Regions from separate parts of the Homo sapiens genome. Here all the other regions are linked to region 4. A link is an interaction called in ENCODE POLR2A ChIA-PET data of the cell type or tissue named here. Cell type or tissue: A673. All regions are shown on one strand.

Region 1 (5,000 bases), 1.3 Mb after region 4:
AACCTGATATTTTTAATCAGAAGTGCTAAAGAAATTCCTTCAGGTAAAAGGAAAAATAGTACCAGATAAAAATCTTATCCAACAAAGGAATAAAGAACACTGGAAATGGTGACTCATGGTTAATGTAAAATACTTTTTTATTATTTAAATTCCTCCAAGACAATTGTTTAAAGCAATGTATGTTCAAGGAAAACATATGCAAACTGCACAAAAGTTAAGTTCTTACATATATAAAATGTATATTACATATATTTATACTATATATACACTGATATTTTTATTTTATATATATATTCGAAATTAGAATATTCCTTGAAGGTAAACTGTGATAAGCAGAGGATGTTCTAAAATCCCTAAAGCAACACTAAAACAACAAAGATTTATAGCTAATAAGCCAACAAGGAGATAAAATGAAATATTAAAAAAAGAATCCAAAGGAAGGTGGAAAGAGAGAAAAAAGGAACAAAGATTAGATGAGACAAAGAGAAAACAATTTTATCAAGATGAAAGATTTCCATCAAACTATATCAATTATCAAATTAAATATAAATCAATGATATATCCCATCTAAAAGTCAGATTATCTGACCAAACAACAAAAGAAGACCAAATTGTATGGATGCTACAAGAAATCCTCTTTATAAATAAAAGCATAGACAGGTAAAAAGTAAAAAGATGGAAAAAGATACACCACCTAACACTAACGAAAGACAGCTGTGATAAGAAAAAGTGAATTTCTGAGTAAAGACTATTACTAGGGATGAAGCTCATTTAATAATGACAAAGGGATCAGTTCCTCAAGATGACTTGACAATCCTAGTTGTTTACGCACCTAATAGCAGAGCTTCAAAAACGCACAAAACAAAAACCGACAGAAGTGCAAGGAGAAATAGCGAAATCTACAAGTATAGTCAGAGATTTCAACATCTCTCAGTAACTGACAGAATGAGTAGACAAAAATCACTAAGGATATAGGAGACTAAATTAACACTAACCTTAACACTTAACCAGTTTGGGATGGGTCATTCATTATCTTTATTGTGGGGGCTTTAAGGGTGTATACATATGTCAAAAATTATCAGTACATAAATTTTAAATATATGCAGTTTAAAAAATGTTAATTATAGCTTAATAAAACTGTTAAAAAACAAAATAAAATACTTTCTTCAACATTTATGATCATTAAAATCCAAAGTTAAAAAAAAGAATGGAGAAAACAAAGAACCAGAATTTCATACCTGGTGAATACTGGAAGTTGGGATTGAATAACCTGGACTCTAATCACAACAAGTAATAATGTACTGAACATCAAGACAATGAGTTTTACTAGTGTCTGCAGCATAGAAAATGGAATGCTACCCTTTCCACGGAGAAACTGTCCAGCAGTAGTACATAGTAATGGCAAAGTATACTGAAAAAGAAAAGAAATGTTTTAAGCAACAAATAACGACATATCTCAATGTTTTCAATACTGTAGTACTTTCTAATTGCAAGATTAGATACAAGTATAATTATAAAATTAATGTGGAAGAATGTGTGAAGCTAATAATGAATAAAACTGAGCTCAACAGTCTTACCTAATAATGAATTATACTGTACAGTACTATTGCATACTTTTCCAAGCTGCCTAATGATTCCATTATTGAAATTTAAAACACAGTTCTTAAAACACTTAAAGTATCATAAAATGTTAAGTAATTTTCAGTAGGTATGAGGATAAAACATGATTTCTGGTATTATTATTGGTAAACACATTAATTTACATAATGATACATTTAGAAAATAAAAATAAATAAAATTTGATTCAACTAGGATAAAATATATCAATAAGAAAATTTATATATTTATAGTTTGGCTTACCCCCTGGGCAATAAACACTTCATACACACAGCAAATTCCTACAACTGTTATTCCTTGTTCTTTACATAATGTTGCAACAGCCACTAAAAACACTGTCAAGGCAATTGGAGTCCATACTGCAATTTGAGAACAGAAAATATAAAAATTCAGAAAACAATTTTATAATATCAAAAAAAGATATTTTAAACTTTGTGATTCCATATCCATATGAGTGCTATTTCTCATTAATTAGTAGTACATACTTTAAAATATACTTAAATTTAATAATTTTTACTTTATACATTCAAAGCAAAATATCAACATGTATAATTTGAACTGAAATTTTTTACAAAGAGAAAAATTATTTCATCAAATACTAACTTTTAAAACAAAGGTAGGGTGGTGAATTTGGAGAAGAGAAATTTACAGGTTTGTGTGTCATAATTAATGAGCTATCATTCTGAAATGAAGACAAATTCCTGAAATTATGACAGATATCTTTATACCTTATTAAACTGATAAATTATTAAAAACTTAAAATTTAAAAGTATTGGGAAAAGTAGGGTACTATACTTTTTTTTTTTTTTTAAGACAGGGTCTGGCCCTGTCACTCAGGCTGGAGTAAGTACAGTGGTGTGAACATAGCTCACTACTGCCTTGAATTCTGAAGTTCAGGCAATCCATCTGCCTCAGCCTCCCAAATAGGACTACAGGCATGTGCCACCACATCTGGCTATTTTTTTTTTTATTTCTGTAGAGACAGGGTGTTGCTATGCTGCTCAGGCTGGTCTCAAACTCTTGGCCTCAAGCCATCCTCCCACCATGCTGGGATTCCAGGCACGAGCCATTGTGTCTAGCCCATTTTTATAAAAACTAAAATGAAAGTGGTTAACAATAGGCACTTAAATAAATACTATTCTTCAAAAAATTTGCAATAGACTATAAGTTCTATTTAAATGAAAAACATACTTCATCAACTTTAAGTAAGTGTCTACCATGTAGTAGTAATTTGACTAAAGAGTAATGAACTGTGAAAGTTCATTGTGAACTTGTGAGTTTGGGCAGCTTTTCCAGGCTTCAGTTTTCTTATGAAAAACTATAATCTCTAATTCTTTTCTAGTTTAAAAAAAGATCTGGTAGTATGACTGTGTGATCTCAGTTTGGTTTTCTTTTTTTTTTTTTTCCTTTTTTTTTTTTTGAGACAGAGTTTCGCTCTTGTTGCCCAGGCTACAGTGCAATGGCACGGTCTCAGTTCACTGCAACCTCTGCCTCCCAGCTTTGAGTGATTCTCCTGCCTCAGCCTCCCGAGTAGCTGGGATTACAGGCATGCACCACCATGCCTGGCTAATTTTGTATTTTTTAGTAGAGACGGGATTTCTCCATGTTGGTCAGGCTGGTCTTGAACTCCCGACCTCAGCTGATCCGCCCACCTCGGCCTCCCAAAGTGCTGGGATTACAGGCGTGAGCCACTGTGCCCGGCCGTGACCTCGGTTTTTATTAAGACTATTAACTAAAGCAAAAATTCAAATAATTGACTTAAATCTAAATATAAACAAGAACAGAATTCATGAATACATTTTCTTCTGTCACTGGGCTTAATATAGAAATACATATTTTTGAAATTGTTTTCAAAGTACTCTGTAGACTAAAATTACTGAAGGAAAAAATAACCGAAAACAAAGAAATAAATGAAAAAAACCAAACCCATGAAACTATTGCAGATACTAAGTATAATAATACTCTTTCCTTAAAAAAAAAAATCTTATAATCTCATTAGGCCAAAACATCAATACTAATATAATAGATTATATTACACTACAATGCTAAATTCAACAAGAACTTCATAGAGGAAGAAATCAGAAGATGGTTATTTACAAAACAGGCTGGACCTAATGTTGGCCCTTGAAGGATATAGAAGCCATGGAAAAATTGGGAAAGGTGGATGTAGAAATAAATAGGGGTGAGAGTAAGCTAAGCAAATGAAGGATATAGAGAATAGTATGAATGGATGTGTATGTCTACATAAAAACTCATAGGAAATAATAGCATTGAAAGCAGATATTTTAAACAGTTTATATAGCCAGTTTGGCATATATTATTTCACTGAATCTTAAAATCACTCTATGGAGTAAGAACATGGATGTAATCATACCCATTTTTAAGATGAGGAAAGAATTGTAGAGGTATTTTTTAAAAAGTAACAAAGAATAAGGAGACCAAGACTTTAACATGGTTCTTCTGATTTTAAAGTCAGAGCTTCTCAGTAATTTGTATTTCTACTTCAAGGAAGAACAAGCAAATGGTTACCTTTTACAAACTTGAATTCCATCTCAACTAAGAGTAATAAATGCAAATGTCTTACTGAAACCAATCACTTCAGTTCTTCAGCCTCTAGTGACTATATTACTATATAAACACTTTGATTTTACAATCAGATCACTGTGGTTAAAAGTTACATGTGATTTTGTCCAAAACAAGTACACCTGGTAAATAAGTTAAGGACACTTAAATCTATTCCCATTTCAAAATACAGGCTTCTAAACTGACTCTACATGTGTAAAAGAAACACATCTTCAGCAATCACTTATTCAAACAGTTATTTTAAGTATCTACTACATTTCAAGGGTATAGGGAAGAGAGACAAGTAATAATATACTCTGTCAAATGGTGACAACGTTTAAGTGTTATAGAGAAAAAAAGAGGATGAAGGGAAATAAAAATAGTACCACTGGGAAAGATGAGTAGTGATATTGATGACATTTAAGTGGATATTTAAGCAGAAACCCAAAGTAATAAAAAATCAAGTGTAAAGCCCTGAAATTGGATCACCATATTTACAAAAGGGGTATGGGACATGAATATAGAAGTTAAAATGAATATAAAGAATTACAACTTGAAAACCTTTGCACAGGCCAGTGTATACTAGATACAATAGGGAATACAAAGATGATGTGGAAACTGTGGCTTCAAGGGTAAAATTACTAAGAGTACAAAGTATCACAGTGGTTAAGAGGATAAAGAGAGGTCCAAGGTAGATTTCAGTATTTTTTCAATTAGAATTTAAAATACATTACATTCATTCACTTACTTATTTCTTCAATATACTCATACTAAACACCTACTGTAAACTAGGAATCATTTTAGGAAATGAAGATCAAAAAA
Region 2 (5,000 bases), 170 kb after region 4:
CAGTGGAATACATTCAGTTCCTCTAAGTGAGAAGTCATCCAACTTAAACAGGAAAGAGCAAAATGTGAATGCTAGAGGATGGAACAAAATTGTTGTAATTTCTAAGGTGAAAATACTTACCTTTGTATTTTCTTTAGATTTTCATATAGAGATGGAAAAAGCAACAAAGGACAACTGAAAAAATTGCACTTAAAGTAAAACAGGGAAAAGTTTAAAAATAGAACTATGACAATTAAATGGAAAAATGATTCCTGAAATTTTATTTTTTATAATTAATGCTTAGTTCAATTAGCAATGATGGGTATGTTTTGCTTAGTGCGCATTAACCACGTAAAACCCTCATGTAACCATAATATTCATCAATCACGACTATGCTGTTAGATTTATAATCAAATTAGCTGTTTAATTAAAAAACATGAGTGTTTTTCATTGGGTGATATTAGCATTCTGAAATGGTGTTAATAGGCCTGGAGAAACAAAACATTTAAAAAAGAGATTCAAATGAGAATAGCAAAAGCTAATAAAGTGTTAAGGTGACAAAAAACTACTCATACAGAATAATCTACTACTATGATGGAGGTTTTATAGATGCAAGATACATATTCACACATATATTTAACATTTTTCCCTTTGGTAGGTAGAAGATGAAGTAGAATACCAACATAAGAGCAATATGACTGGTTTCCAGTCTTTGATCTGCCACTAGTTTGTGACCATAGGAAAACCATCTTAACTTTTTTTCTGAACCTCTGTTGTTTTCATTTAAAAGAATGGAGAAGTGTTACAGCTCTTTTAAAATTTATCTAACAGGTTTTCTGTTTTTTAACTAGAAAACTCCCCATGGGAAAAAAAAATAGCGAGGAATCATATTTTCCCAGACAATTTCTTATGAGAGCCAGATAAGATTATGCATATCAGCTCATGGTAAAAGGCAGTAAACCAATATCAATTAAGAAATAATTTAGGGTTGGGTGCAGTGGCTCACACCTGTAATCCCAGCACTTTGGAAGGCTCAAGAGGGTGGGTTACTTGAGCCCAGGAGTTTGAGACCAGCCTGGGCAACAAGGCGAAACCTTTTCTCTACAAAAAATACAAAAATTAGCCAGGTGTGGTGGTGTGCACCTGTAGTCCCAGTGACCTGGTAGGCTGAGGTGGGAGGATGACCTGAGCCTGGGAGGTTGAGGCTGCAATGGGCCGTGATCGCGCCACTGCACTCCAGTCCGCCTTTCTTTTTGGGTCTCAGTGATCTATTGAAAACTCTGTTGTTCATATTGTCCTTTCCAAAAGATGGTGACTAAATCATTTAAGTTAGACAGCCAAGATTTAGCTCTGAGAACTAATTTTGGCTTATTGTACTCAACATATTTAAGACTGTCAGCAGTTTTTGTTCTCTCCAATGTTTAATAAGGTCAGGAGTTTAAAAAGAGAGCAATTTTCTTGATAAAGTTTTTCCTTCTTTTCCCTTTGGGAAACATCACTGTGCCTAACTGCTTTAATGCTGAAGTTGGCAGGGCTTGCAGGTTGGGAGCAAACAATAAAAAGTCCCTCGCTGAGACAGACTGTATGGAATGAATGCCCTGGGGAACTATACCCCTGCCCAACCCCCTCTGACCCCCCCAACTCAAAGGCCAGATGGGCTCTAGACAAACCCTGGGAGTGTGGGCAGTCTGGGGTAGTGGAGGCCAGCTGCTGTTCTAGGAAATTCCCTCTCTGAAAGACACATGGGAACCCTGTTTTGGTATCCAGAACAGTGCTGAAATGGTCAGAAATAGGACTAAAGTTGGTGGACTTTGCGTATGTACAGACAGAAACATCCTGCTTTCCAAAGAGCTGAACGCTGAGGGTCATTTATCTGTGGGATTCAGGGTACACTAAAGGTTTCTAGTTGAATTGGTTCTCATAACTTTTGTTGCATGTCTTACCTTTATGAAAAAGGCCTTTTCCAACAAGCTTATTTCATTGAAGTGTTATTGTCAGTCAGCTGAGCACGATGGAATGAATTTTGTTTGTTGTAAGGGCAAAGAAGCAGGCTAAAGAGGATGTGGTGAAAGATTCTACTTCCTGTCTATTCAAAGGATGTGAATAGACAGTTTACATAACAGAAAATTCAGTAGGCTCACATATGGTAAATCATACAGCTTTGTTTGCAAATAACAAAATACACATTAAAAAAGTTATAGCGTCTTTGAAAACCTATTAAACTCACAAAAATAAACAGAACCCCAAAATTCAATTATTTCTTGTGAGCAATGTGTCCAGGTTGTATGCTATGGTGAAAAGAATGCTGCATTTGGAATGCGAAGACTTAAATGTAACACAAACTGTGAGCAAGTTATTTACTTTTCTGAAGCTCAATTATTTTCTCATCTATAAAGGGTGGATAATAATATCTATCAACCTTATGAAGTTTATAACAGATTCATATAGGTGAATGGAAGAAATTTTCAAATGGCAAAGCACTGTATAAATATGTTTTTGTGTTTTTAATCAACAAATTAATAAGAGAAGTGACAAATTTTAGTTACTTATCCTTTTCAGAAGCATGTGGAATACAATTTATGAATGCACTAATTGTGTTTAGCAATTTCCCTTTTAGACACTGATGATGAACTAGCTAAATAAACCGTCTCAAAATGTGGGAATTACTTTTTAAAAATTACAATGTTGTGGGCTCTATCAGTACACTGACATTAAACTCAGATTTCACTGAGTTTATTTTGTTGGGTGATTTCATCAATGTTAACATAATTTAATCCACAAAATAATCATAAGTGGTAGATGTTATTCTTTCCATTTTAAAAATAGGAAACTAAAAGTCACCCAAGTTCTTAGTTGACTGATGCTTACATAAAATGATATTGAGTTGAAAAAAACTAAAAACAAAATGGTGTATGTGCATTTTACTTAACATTATATATGAATATGAGGACCTTAATGAATGGAAGACAATTTGAAGAAATACAAATATTTAGACCTAAGTACCTAAACACTTTTTATCTTAATTCTTTTTTAATTCTAAGAAAAAAGTGATTTTGTATCCTGGAACTTTGCTGAAATTGTTTGTGACAACTAGGAGTCTTTTGGAGGAATCTTTAGGGTTTTTTAGATATAGAATCATATTGCCAGAGAATAGGGATAAATTGACTTTCTCTTTTCCTATTTGGATGTCTTTCATCTCTTTCTCTTGCCAGATTGCTCTGGCTAGGACTTCCAGTACTATGTTGAATAAGAGTGGACATCTTTGTTTTGTTGTGGTTCCCATTACTGGTGAACTGAATTTTTAAAAATGTGCTATATATACACCATGGAGTACTATGCAGCAATAAAAAAGAATAAAATCATGTCCTTTGCAGCATCATGGTTGCAGCTGAAGGCCATTATTTTAAGTGAATTAATGCAGGAACAGAAAATCAAATACCGCACGTTCTAACTTGTAAGAGGGAGCTAAACAATCAGTACACATGAGCATAAAAATGAAAACAGACACTGGGGACTCGAAAAACAGTGGAGGGGGAAAGGGTTGGAAAACTACTTATTGGGTACTACGTTTACTATTTGGGTGATTGGTTAAATAAAAGCCTATACCCAGCATTACACAACGTATCTATGTAATAAACCTACAAATGTACCTCCTGAATCTAAAATTTAAAAAACATTCTGAGAAAAAAAATAATATCCTCCCAGGAAATTTTGTTGGTATGATTAAAACAAAACAAAGCACCATTACCCAAGGGAAAATCAGTTTAAAAATCATTTAAACTCTGAAAGATACTATTATAACTTAATAACAAACGAATCTTAGTACAAACAGAGACACTATGACCCAAACCAACGCTTGGGGGCAAGGGGAGTTCAGACTATAACCTCACTAAAAACTATAAGAAAAATGGCACTGATGAATAATAACTCACTTATCATCCCCCAACAAAGACAGGAACACAACCCCGGGGCATTTTCCTGTGTCAATTAACAGTTAATATGTTATCTGCTCAGTGACATTAAGATGTGATTCTCAAAACCTTTTACAAAGACATTGGCTTTGATGAGTGACAGACAACAAGCCCCGGCAGGCTGGTGAAAGGAAATTCAATTATATCGCTTCTAAATTGTGCATCCTCTGGGTTTAACTCAGAGATGCAAATACCAAAGAATAAAACTCGACCCTAGATTTCCTTTCGGAAATGCTGAGTGATTTCACAATTTTGTCCTTGCTAGAGAGGGGCATGCTTCTGGGCAATCAGGTGGTACAACCCGCAGGACAGTGAATGCCGTTGAATAAGGAGTGTGAGGGCTGGCATTTACTGTTTAAGAGGCATTTCAAAGAGTGGCAAATCACTTAGGGCCTCGATAATTCTACACATAATAGAACAAGGGTAGAGATGGCTTTTGTCTATGAAATAATTCAAGAAACAGCTGTTTTCCTTATTTATTCAAGTAGACTGGTTTCCAAGATTGGGGTTCATGCATCTCAGAGATTGGCTACAGACAATCATCTGGGGTCTAGAGAGAAAATACCAGAACTATTATATTATTTATTTTTGTCTGAAAATGTAAGAAAGAGATTAAGCTTCCTAGCACGTATGGAACGGCCTAGTGCTGACATACCCCAGCACTCTTTGTAGGTCTGTATTTTAGACTGTCTTGTATCTTGAACAGTGTGGGAGTTTGCCTGAGAGGGAAATGGAGTTCCACAAGGTGGAGGTAGGGAGGGGACCATTAGTTCCACCTTTTTATTGGCTTTCAGAGTTTCAAAGTAGGGCTTAGTAAGTGGCTTTACAGATTACACTATCTCGTTTTAACGAAATGTATGCTCACCACATAGACAAGTAGCTAGAAAATGGCTCTTGCAGAGAAACTGCAGATTTAAAAAACCTAATAATGTAAGAACAAATGTACAATTCCATCGTAGAGGTGGCTTTTTGCTTACTTTGCCATGTGACAAGAGAAAAGCAATGAGCGAGCCAGATCTATTAAGAATTAACATAACTTTTTTTTCATTG
Region 3 (5,000 bases), 140 kb after region 4:
CAACCATTGTTGACTGCATGGGATGACAGGTTACTTAGATCTCCTATGCTTGGAGGAGGTGGCCAGAAGAATTGCCCAGAGATCCAGGAATAAGTTTTTACAGGCCTGTGTCTACAATGAACACAGAAGTCCTCTGCTTTCTCGTGATTATGACTGTGAGTTATCTCAGCTGCATGCCCAAACCATTTGGATCGCTGGGAAAAGCATCACCTGTATTTAAGGGCTGGGCTTGGACAACTGAGATCTGGGCAAATCACCATGGCCATGGGACTTTTGGCATATTCAGGCAGTTTTTCAGCTGTTCAGTGAAGTAATTAAACTGAGTTATTCTCACTCGCTGATGATGCCAGTGGTGCAGTTTAGGGAATATTTCAGGCCTATAGATTTAGACATAGAGTTAGGATGTGCTGTTATTGTCTACTGATCTTTTCCTGGCATAAAAGTTACACCAATTTCCATCAACATGGTGTACACTTTATTGATAGTAGGCCACTTAAAGCAAAGTGGGGCTGATAGAGAAAGTGACTTTATTTGATTGAAAAATATGTATGGAGCACCTATTGGGTATTAGTACTGTACTACGTAGGTCCTGAGATGGATGTAAAGGAGCAAAAAATGATTCTTACTTTCAAGAAGCTGACAATTCAGTGTTAAATACATTTATATTTTGACATAAATAGCATATATTTTGATATAAGAAGACAATTTAGTATATTTTTAAGTTCTCATATGGTATAGGGTAGAGAAATTCCTTTCCTTAGACTATAGCATTAAGAAAAAAAACAAAGGGGCTGGGTGTGGTGGCTCATGCCTCTAATCCCAGCACTTTGGGAAGCTGAGGCGGGCGGATCACGAGGTCAGGAGATCGAGACCATCCTGGCTAACATGGTGAAACACCATCTCTACCAAAAGTACAAAAAATTAGCAGGTCGCAGTGGCGGGCACCTGTAGTCCCAGCTACTCGGGAGGCTGAGGCAGGCGAATGGCATGATCCTGGGAGGCGGAGCTTGCAGTGAGCTGAGATAGCGACACTGCAGTGCGGCCTGGGCGAAAGAGAAAGACTCTGTCTCAAAAAAAAAAAAAAAAAAAAAGAAAAAAAGAAAAAAACAAAGGTTGATGGGTTGATGACTTTTTTTTTTTTTTTTCCAGGCTTGATCTTGCTCTGTCAACCAGGCTGGAGTGCAGGGGCATGATCACAGCTCACTGTAGCCTTGACCTCCTGGGCTCCAGCCATCCTCCCGTCTCAGCCTCCTGAGCAGTTGGGACTACAGGCGTTTGCCACCATGCCTGGCTAATTAATTAATTAATTAATTTATTTTTTTTTTTTTTTGGTAGAGACAGGATCCCAATACATTGCACGGCTGGTCTAAAACTCGTGGGCTCAAGTGATCCTTCTTCCCACCTTGGTCTACCCAAGTCTGGGATTATAGGCACGGGCCATGTGCCCAGCTGGTTGATGGTTAAAAAAAAAATCTTTTGGCAAAGATAGCATCTTCTCACATTTCCTTTGCTTAGGTACTAGAACCATGAAAAAATAGCACTGAAAACTTCATAATAGAAATGAATGGGTTTTATTGAAACAAAAAAATTCTAACCAATCAAAACATGAGTTATTGAATTGGAAGTTTATGATGTATTTGCAAACCTTCTTTGACATCTATTGTCCTTGTATCTTCTCCCCCCGATGTTGAAAGTACACAGTAGAAAAAAACCTTTGTGTTGAGACTTGTTTTATCCTTCACATGATTTTCAGAGTTTCTTTTGGTTACCAATTTAATAAGGATGATATTTTTAATTTCAGACTCTTGCTGATTATTTTTGTTTCTCAGGAAAATCTTTTTTTCCACCCTTCTATCCTGCCCACCAGCAGAGAGAATACAGAGCCTTATAAGTCTCTCTTTCCTCCTATGGCGTGCTTTATAATGCCAGTGTTCTTCACTTCAGCTCAGCTTCCAAATTTAATTCATTTGTTAGGCCTATTTTTACCTTGAAACATGAAATCTGAATGTGTTGCTAAACTATCAGAGAAAGTGCTTTTCTTTGTGCCTTCCATCTAAGGCAATGTGTGCTTTCCTAATGGTATTATTTATAGCTGTGGGCTGTGAAAACGGAGCACAGACAAGCTGCCTACATCCCATGTCACACTTTTTTTTTTTTTTTTTGGTTGGAGTAGTTAGTCATTAGTACAGAAGTGTTTGGTCACGAGCAGGAAAGAATGAAAATGTAAAATTCAGTGGGCTTCATTTCCATGGTTGTGGTGTGAAATTTGTGGGGGAGATTCCGGAGTGAGGTATGCCCCAGGTACTCACCTGAAAAAGGGTTCCAGGTACATGGTGTGTCCGCAGCATCCCTGGCCCCATCCTTTCTGTCCTGGAATTCTGTGTTTGTGGATATATTAGTCAGGACAGGCTAGTTTAGTTTATGCTACAGCAACAAGTGGCTCCCAAATCTTAGTGACTTAGAGACTGACAGATCTTCTCCACCACATCCTTTGCCGATTGGCTGTTGCTCTGCTTCCAGTCATCCTGCTGGAGCAGTCTCTCCCTGGAACACTTGGTCACTGTGGCAGAAGGAAAGGAAAAATGGTGAACCACTTCCTGGCTCGAAAAGCTTCTGTGTGGAAGTGACACACATCTCTTCTGTCTACATTTCAGAAGGGATGGGGCCAGGGATGCTGAGGACACACCATGTACCCTTTTTCAGGTGAGTACCTGGGGCATAACTTACTCCGGAGTCTCCCCTGCAGATTTCACACCAGAACCGTGGAAATGAAGCATTTTGAATTTTAATGACCAAACAATTCAGTGCTAATGACTAACTACTCCAACCACAACCAAAAGCATGACATGGGATGTAGACAGCAAACCACTTTTGAATTTGACAGGCAGTGAAATATATTCCTCCCTCAGAGAGAGACCCCTCAGGGAGGGGCACCCAAATATTTGGAGAACAGACTACTAGAGTGGGGATTCATTGACATTCACTTGGTAACAGCGAACACGAAGTAAGACATTTTCAGACAAGGACTGAATCTTGTGACTGAACTTGGGGAAGAATGAATAACTTTTTTAACTTTTTTTTTTCTGGGGGTCGGGAGTAGACATAAATGAGGTAGAGGGTCTCACTGTCTGGAACACTAGGCTTTTGAGGGTCACTTCCTTCCTTCCTTCCTTCCTTTCTTCCTTCTTTCCTTCCTTCCTTCCTTCCTTCCTTCCTTCCTTCCTTCCTTCCTTCCTTCGTTTTCCTCCCTTCCTTCCTTTCTTCTTTTTTTTTTATTTTTCAGACGGAGTCTCACTCTGTTGCCCAGGCTGGAGTGCAGTGGCGCTATCTTGGCCCACTGCAACCTCTGCCTCCTGGGTTCAAGTGAGTCTCCTGCCTCAGCCTCCCGACTAGCTGGGATTATAGGCGCACACCACCACATCTAGCTAATTTTTGTATTTTTAGTAGAGATGGGGTTTCACCATGTTGGCCAGGCTGATCTTGAACCCTTGACCTCAGGTGATCTGCTTGAAGGTCACTTTTTCTAAAGTGTTTGTTTACATCTGAGTTATATGTTGTTTCTGTATCCATTGTGTTTGTTGTTTGATCTACTCAGTTGAAAGATGAACTTTTGGTTGTTCTGAGTTCTTGGTAACTCTCATTTGGCACTTGCTTATGTATCCAGGTGCGTCTCTCGCCGCTCCTGCCTCAGACTCTAGGCTCCAGCTGCAATTCACTATCTGTTATTCTAGACATTTCCTTACAGTGCCTTTTAATTTTGCCTTGTCTGTCCATCTCCTCTTATCCTTTAGGGCTCAAAGTCAACATCACTTTTCCTGGTGTAGGTTAGGTGCCTCTGTGTTCCAGAAGAAAACTGTCCTTTTTGATATTTGTTAAAACATTTATCCCATGGAGGTACTATAATGCGTTGTTTATCCGTCTCTCACTACGTCTAATTTATCATTGCTCTGTGAGGTTCACAACTCCAGCCTCATTTCTCCTCACTCTCCTCCTTTGACCAGAATGCTTTCGCCATACTGGTTCACTTTCTGTTCTACGAGTAAGCCCAGTTTGGTTTCACTTCGGGGCCTTTTCAGTATCCATTCCTGCTACCTGAAATGTTCTTCCCTCTCATCTTCAGAGCACTGGCCCCTTTTTAGTCATTCATGTCTCAGTTTAAATAAAATATCGCTTTCTTAGAAGTACCTTCTCTGACTAATCAATCTAAAGTAGTCACCTGGACTTTGGCTATCATATTACATTATCTTTACATACGTAAGGGGCATGTAAAGATATTCTATCCAGTTCTTTTCTTGTTTATTTATTTAACATCTGCTTCTCTTCATTAAATGAACAATAAAACAAACCCTAAAAAAGTAATGGGCTGGTTGAACTTTGGAGGCTCTGTTAAAAAAACAAAAAGCAAAAAGCAAAAGCAGTGGCATCTTTATCCTTTCAAGGCTACTTGTAAAATTTATCTTCAGAGATTCTAGAATATAGCACATAAAATCTAAGCCAGTGGTGTTCAAAGCGGCTTCTGTGGGCTCCTTTTGAGGTCACTGTGGGGTGTTTGGAGGGGGGAGGAACAGGGAATCTGGAAGTGTATGGGATTCCCTGCCTCCTTAATCTGGCTCATTTGTTCCCCAGTATAGCTATAGAACAGCAGCTTTTTCTGATTTAAAAATGTAGGCTTTTGCATAAGGTTTTGAATCCACGTTTTTAAAAAAGGGCTGAGATATTTGAACACTATTGGTCTAAGTAACAATTTGGGGAAGTAAAGTTACATACATGCGGGCTGGGGACAAAAGGAGAACAATTTAGATCCTGGCCTGGTTCACAGTGTGGCTCAGAGAAGTAAACACATCCATTGGGGATACCACCCCTGTTCTCATCTGCTCTACTTCCTTACCCTTGCATTCACCCCCATGCCCTTGACCATTACCTGCAGACCAACGTCTAGCATTTGATTTACTCATTATCTTGATCTTAGCTTTGTCTTTGATCTCATGGAAATTTCTGTA
Region 4 (5,000 bases):
AGGATTTCCTGACAGAGTGAATGTCAGCTGTGGGATTCCCTATCTCCCTTCCCCAGGGACAGTAAGATGTAGCCTTGAGTAATCTCAGGATAGCTGAGAATATCTCCTGGCTCTGCATCATTTTGGCAGAGGGGCTGATGAGAGAAAAAGAATCGTGGTTTTCCTGTGTTCTGTTCTAGGATCAGAAAAGTGATCGGCTGAATCAGTGCAAGAGATACTCTGCCATTTCCATGACTTTGGGAAGCACACTCCCTTCCTAAATGTCATTTAGATTTTTATTTTCTAGCAAAGTGCATTGGATTCTCTTTCAGAAAGTTTTTTTGCATCAGCCTATTTTTAGGAAGAAAAAGGTTATACACTTTCATGGAGATTGTCATATGGTGTATACTATCTGAAAAATATTAACGTGCTGACAAAATATATGGACACACAAAGAATAAACTTGCAGACACAGAGAGAATATTTCCATGAATGTTGTGGCAACAGTTCATCCTGGTTACTAGACAACATTGAGTAACTAGTTCAGAGTTATTTCAGTTCCTAACTGCTTATATAAGCAAAGATTTGGAAAGACTAAAAGAACACAGTGTATGTGAACTTCAGTGTCTTAAAACTAAAACTTACAACTTTGAAAGTGTAAAATGGTCATACGCAATGTAAAGTTTTTAAACTTTGCAGCAGTTTATATGGTGGCATTTGATTTGTCAGTTTAGGGCATATGACTTCTGAAACTAGGTGTATTTATCTATAACTTTGTGGCTGCTTCCTAAGCATTAGGAAACAGACATTTGTATGGTATCTTTAAGTGCTGGTTTAGTGGCTCTGCGGTATGTTTCTCCTGTCCCTGCTCTAAGGGTATGAAAGGAAATGAACTTAGGCATTTATAGGATCCAGGTCTCTGGACTCCCTAGCTGGTGCCTCCCTCAATTTATCTTCCTTTAAGAGTTAAGAGACTTTTTATCTTAACTGCAAATGATAGTAAATGTCAAGTGGATACAGTAATTTTTTATTCGGTAACTCAAGAAGTTAAATGTTAAGCCCTAAGATGCTTAATTGGAGTAAAAGAGGAATTTTTATAAGGTTTGAGAAACAATTTAAAAACATTCCCCTTCGAAATTAAGTGACGTAATTAAATTGTCAAAGACATTTAAAAAACAGAACATACATGATAACTAACAAGTAAATGAGGAAAAACACAACATTTTCAAAGATCTCTTGCCATTTAGAAACAGAAAACACATTAATATTTTTTCAGATACAATCTTTAAAATAGAGAAAGGAGAGAAAATATTAGAGACTGGAAAGAGACTATTTGCAAATTAGTTGGATCCTTGCTTTTGAAGTACTTCATGACCCATATGTTATAAAAACTGCTAACAGTTGCGAATGTGATGGCTGACCTTTTAAAAAAAATTGATTTGGGATTGTAAAAAAATAAATAAAACAACTAAAATGCTAAAGTGTTTTAGTTTGTTAAAGGAACGTGGTTTATTTTTTTTTCAAGATAGATAATCTGTATAGCTGTAAAGTTTACTAACAGTATCACCGTAATAAAAGATTAACAGTGAAAGCCAGAGGCTTCTTTTCCCCCCCTTCAAATAAAATATGCTTTTTAATAAAAATAGTAATAATCACTAAGTCCCAATTTTTTTAAGATATACTGACAAATATGCTAATTTGACCTTCTTTCTCTTTAAGTTTCAAAGTCACAAGGAAAGAAAACATATTAATGAATTTACCAAAAATTTGATACTCTTAAAGTTTTTAAAAATAGTCCTAGTTAAAGAATACTTTATGCAGTGAAACTTGTCCTTACTCCTATTGACAAACGTGATTTGGGACTTGAACTCTGCCGTATAAAATGTGAAGACAGAAAAAAAAAAGGAAAATTTACAAAAGGATTTATAAATCATGCTATTTGGGAGCCCAATAAATACTTTTTAGAATTTCCTTTAGAAAATTAGCACGTTTCTGGGAACTGGAGGTGTTCCAGGTATTATTTCTGCCTTCCAACTTGCTGAGATACTGTATTTCTAAACTGTGACGCCCCGGACTACTGCAGTAATACCGACTGTCCCGGGCCTGGGAATCTAAGCTGCATCCCCAGTTCCCACAGCTGAGACCGAGGCATGCTGAAAATGCCCGACAGCTCTCAGCCCACACATCCAGTAACAACTGGTTCCTTCCTCTTCCTGTGGAAGAGAAACATCCTCTGAGATGAGAAGAAATGCACCCTGAGGAATGCAAGAACAGCAGTGAGCTTTTCACACAGGAAATTACTACCGTAGCTCCCTGAAAAGTGCTTGTCTCCTGGACTGTCAGCCCATAATGAGCTTCCTGCTGACCTATAGGATGGTTTACTACGGAGCTAAATGCCATTTGTGGGGCTGTTGGAGCTTCACGGAAAATAGTGAACTTAGCTTTCAACTGTTCTGCACATCTATACCCATCTGGTTTTGAGTTATTTGGTGCTGCATAGATAGTGAAGCTATTGGCTTTGCTCCTTTATTTTGCCACTTGACAGTTAATTATTTGGTGAAAGTAGTCAGCAAGTCTGCTAACACATATTTTTCAGTCAGTTCTTCCTGCTTTATGCTGTCACACTATGTAAAACATATTATTAGGGCTTCTAAAGATTTAGAACCTTACCATCTCAGTGAACTGGTTATTAAGGCCCAGTGCTGGTCCCGGCCTAGTTCTTTCCATGTCTTTCAATTTCTTTGCTTTTACTTTCTGAGATTGTCAGGCCACACAATCATATATCCTGAAACATAAATAAAATTATGTTGCTTTCAGCCAACCAACCAACCAACTCATCACTTAAATGTCAAATTGACTTCAATTGACTTTTGCAATGGAAGATTTTTTTTAGTGTAATTTGATTTTCTATTTTTTGTGTTAATTCCTAGAGTATTTTGTTTTTCTTTTACTCAGGATCATGATGGCCACTACAAAGCTCATATTTTATATCATATGTACTTTTTAACCTACTTTCCAAATCACTACAGAATTTTGGTGGGCCTTAGTATTTATGGTGGCAACATTCTCATACTTTTTATGTATCTATTTGGATTATTTTTCTGAAGCACATAGAGTTGTTTGTTTTAAGTTGAAGGGGAGATAGAGAAGGAATGCCAGGCATTTCCTTTTCCTTTTCAGAATGTCTTTTTAATGAACATTCCTCTTTCCTCCTTGTGAACAAACCATCTCAGCTCTCAGCAAGGGAACTCTTGAGTGTCTAGTTTCTAATAATCCAATCTCTTGCCTTTGTTCCCCAACTCTAGGGAGCTAGTTTCATACATTTAATATCTCTGCTTACCTCAGAGCTCCCTTTTAGCATTTACAGACTTAGAAATCTGTTTAACCAGTTCCCTATATTAAATTCTCTCTGTTAAAATAATGGCTGTACTTTGTTTTTCTGCTGAACCCTGAGTGATACATAGTAAATCATCCTAAAGAAATAATAAGATATACATACAAAGATTTCTATTCAAGGATGCCTATTCCAATACTGTTTGTAATAACAACATCAACATGACAAAAACCTTTAAAGGTTTTCTATTTATTTTTAATTATTTAAAATGTTAAAAGCCTTAAAACAGCTTAATAAGCAAAAGATGTTATCAAGTTTATTTCATTTTTTAGTGACTTGTGAGTTTTGACGTGTTCATGATTGCTGTTTATTTGTATTTCTGAAGATTGTGTATTTGTGTACTTTGCCCATTTTCCTATTGTTCATTTTAAAATTGATCCTTAGGTAATTTTAATTAAGAAGATTGACCTTGGGCAGGGCGCGGTGGCTCACACCTGTAATCCCAACACTTTGGGAGGCCGAGGCAGGCAAATCACAAGATCAGGAGTTTGAGACCAGCCTGGCCAACATGGCGAAACCCTGTCTCTACTAAAAATATAAAAGTTAGCTGGGCATGGTGGTGGCTGCCTGTAATCCCAGCTACTTGAGAAACTAAAGCAGGAGAATTGCTTGAACCCTAGAGGCATAGGTTGCAGTGAGCCAAGATCGTGCCACTGCACTCCAGCCCAGGCGACAGTGCAAGACTCCATCTCAAAAAAAAAAAAAGAAGAAGATTTACCTCTTGCCATGTGCTACAAATATGTTTTCCTTTTTTCTCATTTCTCCTTGAATTTAGTTTCTGATTTTTGATAGGTTTAGCTGCATTACCTTTTTTAAAACTATTTTTTGTTGTTGTTTGGATTCTATGCAAAGAAATTCCCTCATCAATCCCCAAACATCTTAGCTACTCTTCTTGAGGTTTTATTTTTAATGATAAAACCTTAAAATCCATATGTATTAATTTAGGTATGAGGTACAGATTTATAGTTAACAAAGTACCCTCAATTTGTATTGTTTCACTGATTTGAATAACCTTCTTTAAACATTAAATTCATATGAACTTGTGTCTCTTTGGAGACTTTCTCTTCTGTCTTATTGCTCTGTTCTTGATCTATTTGTTCTTGATCCATTATCTGTTTGTTCTTGATCCATTATCATACCTTTTTAATCATTGTAGATTTAGAATATTTCTTTAAAATATTATATAATGTACAGTTTTTTCCTTCAAAACTTTCCTGGATGTTCTTGCCTATTACTTATCCATATGAATTTTAAAATTATTCTGTTTCAAAAAACCATCCCATTGGAATGTCGATTGCCATTGCACTAGATTTATAAAATAATTTGAGAATTGCCAACTTGCCAATTTGAGTTGCTTGTCTAGGAATGTAGTATTATATTTAGGGAATTGTTTCCCCTTTTTTCTTTCATTTATTTATTGTTTAATTGACATAAAATTGTATGTATTTCTTATGTATAACATGATGTTTTAAAGTATATATACATGTGGAATGGTTAAATGTAACTAATTTACAAATGTGTTACCTCAGTGTTTCAGTAAATCAATTTAGGAGCATTCTCATTTACATGCCTGTGGTTCCCATAAAAATAGCCACCATTTTTCACATACTACTAAACATTTTACTAC

Evidence for each region. ChIA-PET counts read pairs that join two places held together with the same protein. Peaks named below come from ENCODE experiments on the same cell type or tissue, not always from the same donor. Only the 100,000 strongest peaks of a DNase experiment are listed, where the experiment ranks them.
Region 1: POLR2A ChIA-PET joins it to region 4 with 11 read pairs; 2 of 35 experiments call an interaction of 5 or more read pairs at or near these places.
Region 2: POLR2A ChIA-PET joins it to region 4 with 6 read pairs; 1 of 35 experiments calls an interaction of 5 or more read pairs at or near these places.
Region 3: POLR2A ChIA-PET joins it to region 4 with 8 read pairs; 2 of 35 experiments call an interaction of 5 or more read pairs at or near these places.

The regions. Positions count from the first base shown.
Region 1 is chr12:88,157,089-88,162,088 of GRCh38, reverse strand. It overlaps TMTC3 (transmembrane O-mannosyltransferase targeting cadherins 3), which reads right to left. Exons shown (of 14, transcript NM_181783.4): 5 at 1,860-1,975; 6 at 1,238-1,410. Among named protein-coding and RNA genes, the nearest start is that of TMTC3, 17 kb to the right of the region's middle. In A673, no CTCF peak of the experiment used is centred here; no DNase peak of the experiment used is centred here.
Region 2 is chr12:89,278,062-89,283,061 of GRCh38, reverse strand. It overlaps the pseudogene RNU7-120P. Among named protein-coding and RNA genes, the nearest start is that of DUSP6, 72 kb to the left of the region's middle. In A673, CTCF peaks have their summits at 3,773 and 4,662 (motif pointing right); DNase peaks (open chromatin) are centred at 1,581, 2,011 and 4,081; H3K27ac peaks cover 4,605 bases.
Region 3 is chr12:89,307,113-89,312,112 of GRCh38, reverse strand. No RefSeq gene overlaps it. Among named protein-coding and RNA genes, the nearest start is that of DUSP6, 43 kb to the left of the region's middle. In A673, no CTCF peak of the experiment used is centred here; DNase peaks (open chromatin) are centred at 2,532 and 3,032; H3K27ac peaks cover 4,110 bases.
Region 4 is chr12:89,449,291-89,454,290 of GRCh38, reverse strand. All of the region lies in intron 9 of POC1B-DUSP6 (POC1B-DUSP6 readthrough), which reads left to right. All of the region lies in intron 10 of POC1B (POC1 centriolar protein B), which reads left to right. LOC105369889 (a long non-coding RNA gene) reads right to left here. Exons shown (of 4, transcript NR_189732.1): 3 at 2,650-2,764; 4 at 2,136-2,234. Among named protein-coding and RNA genes, the nearest start is that of GALNT4, 73 kb to the left of the region's middle. In A673, no CTCF peak of the experiment used is centred here; DNase peaks (open chromatin) are centred at 50, 2,220 and 3,220; H3K4me3 peaks cover 2,170 bases; H3K27ac peaks cover 5,000 bases.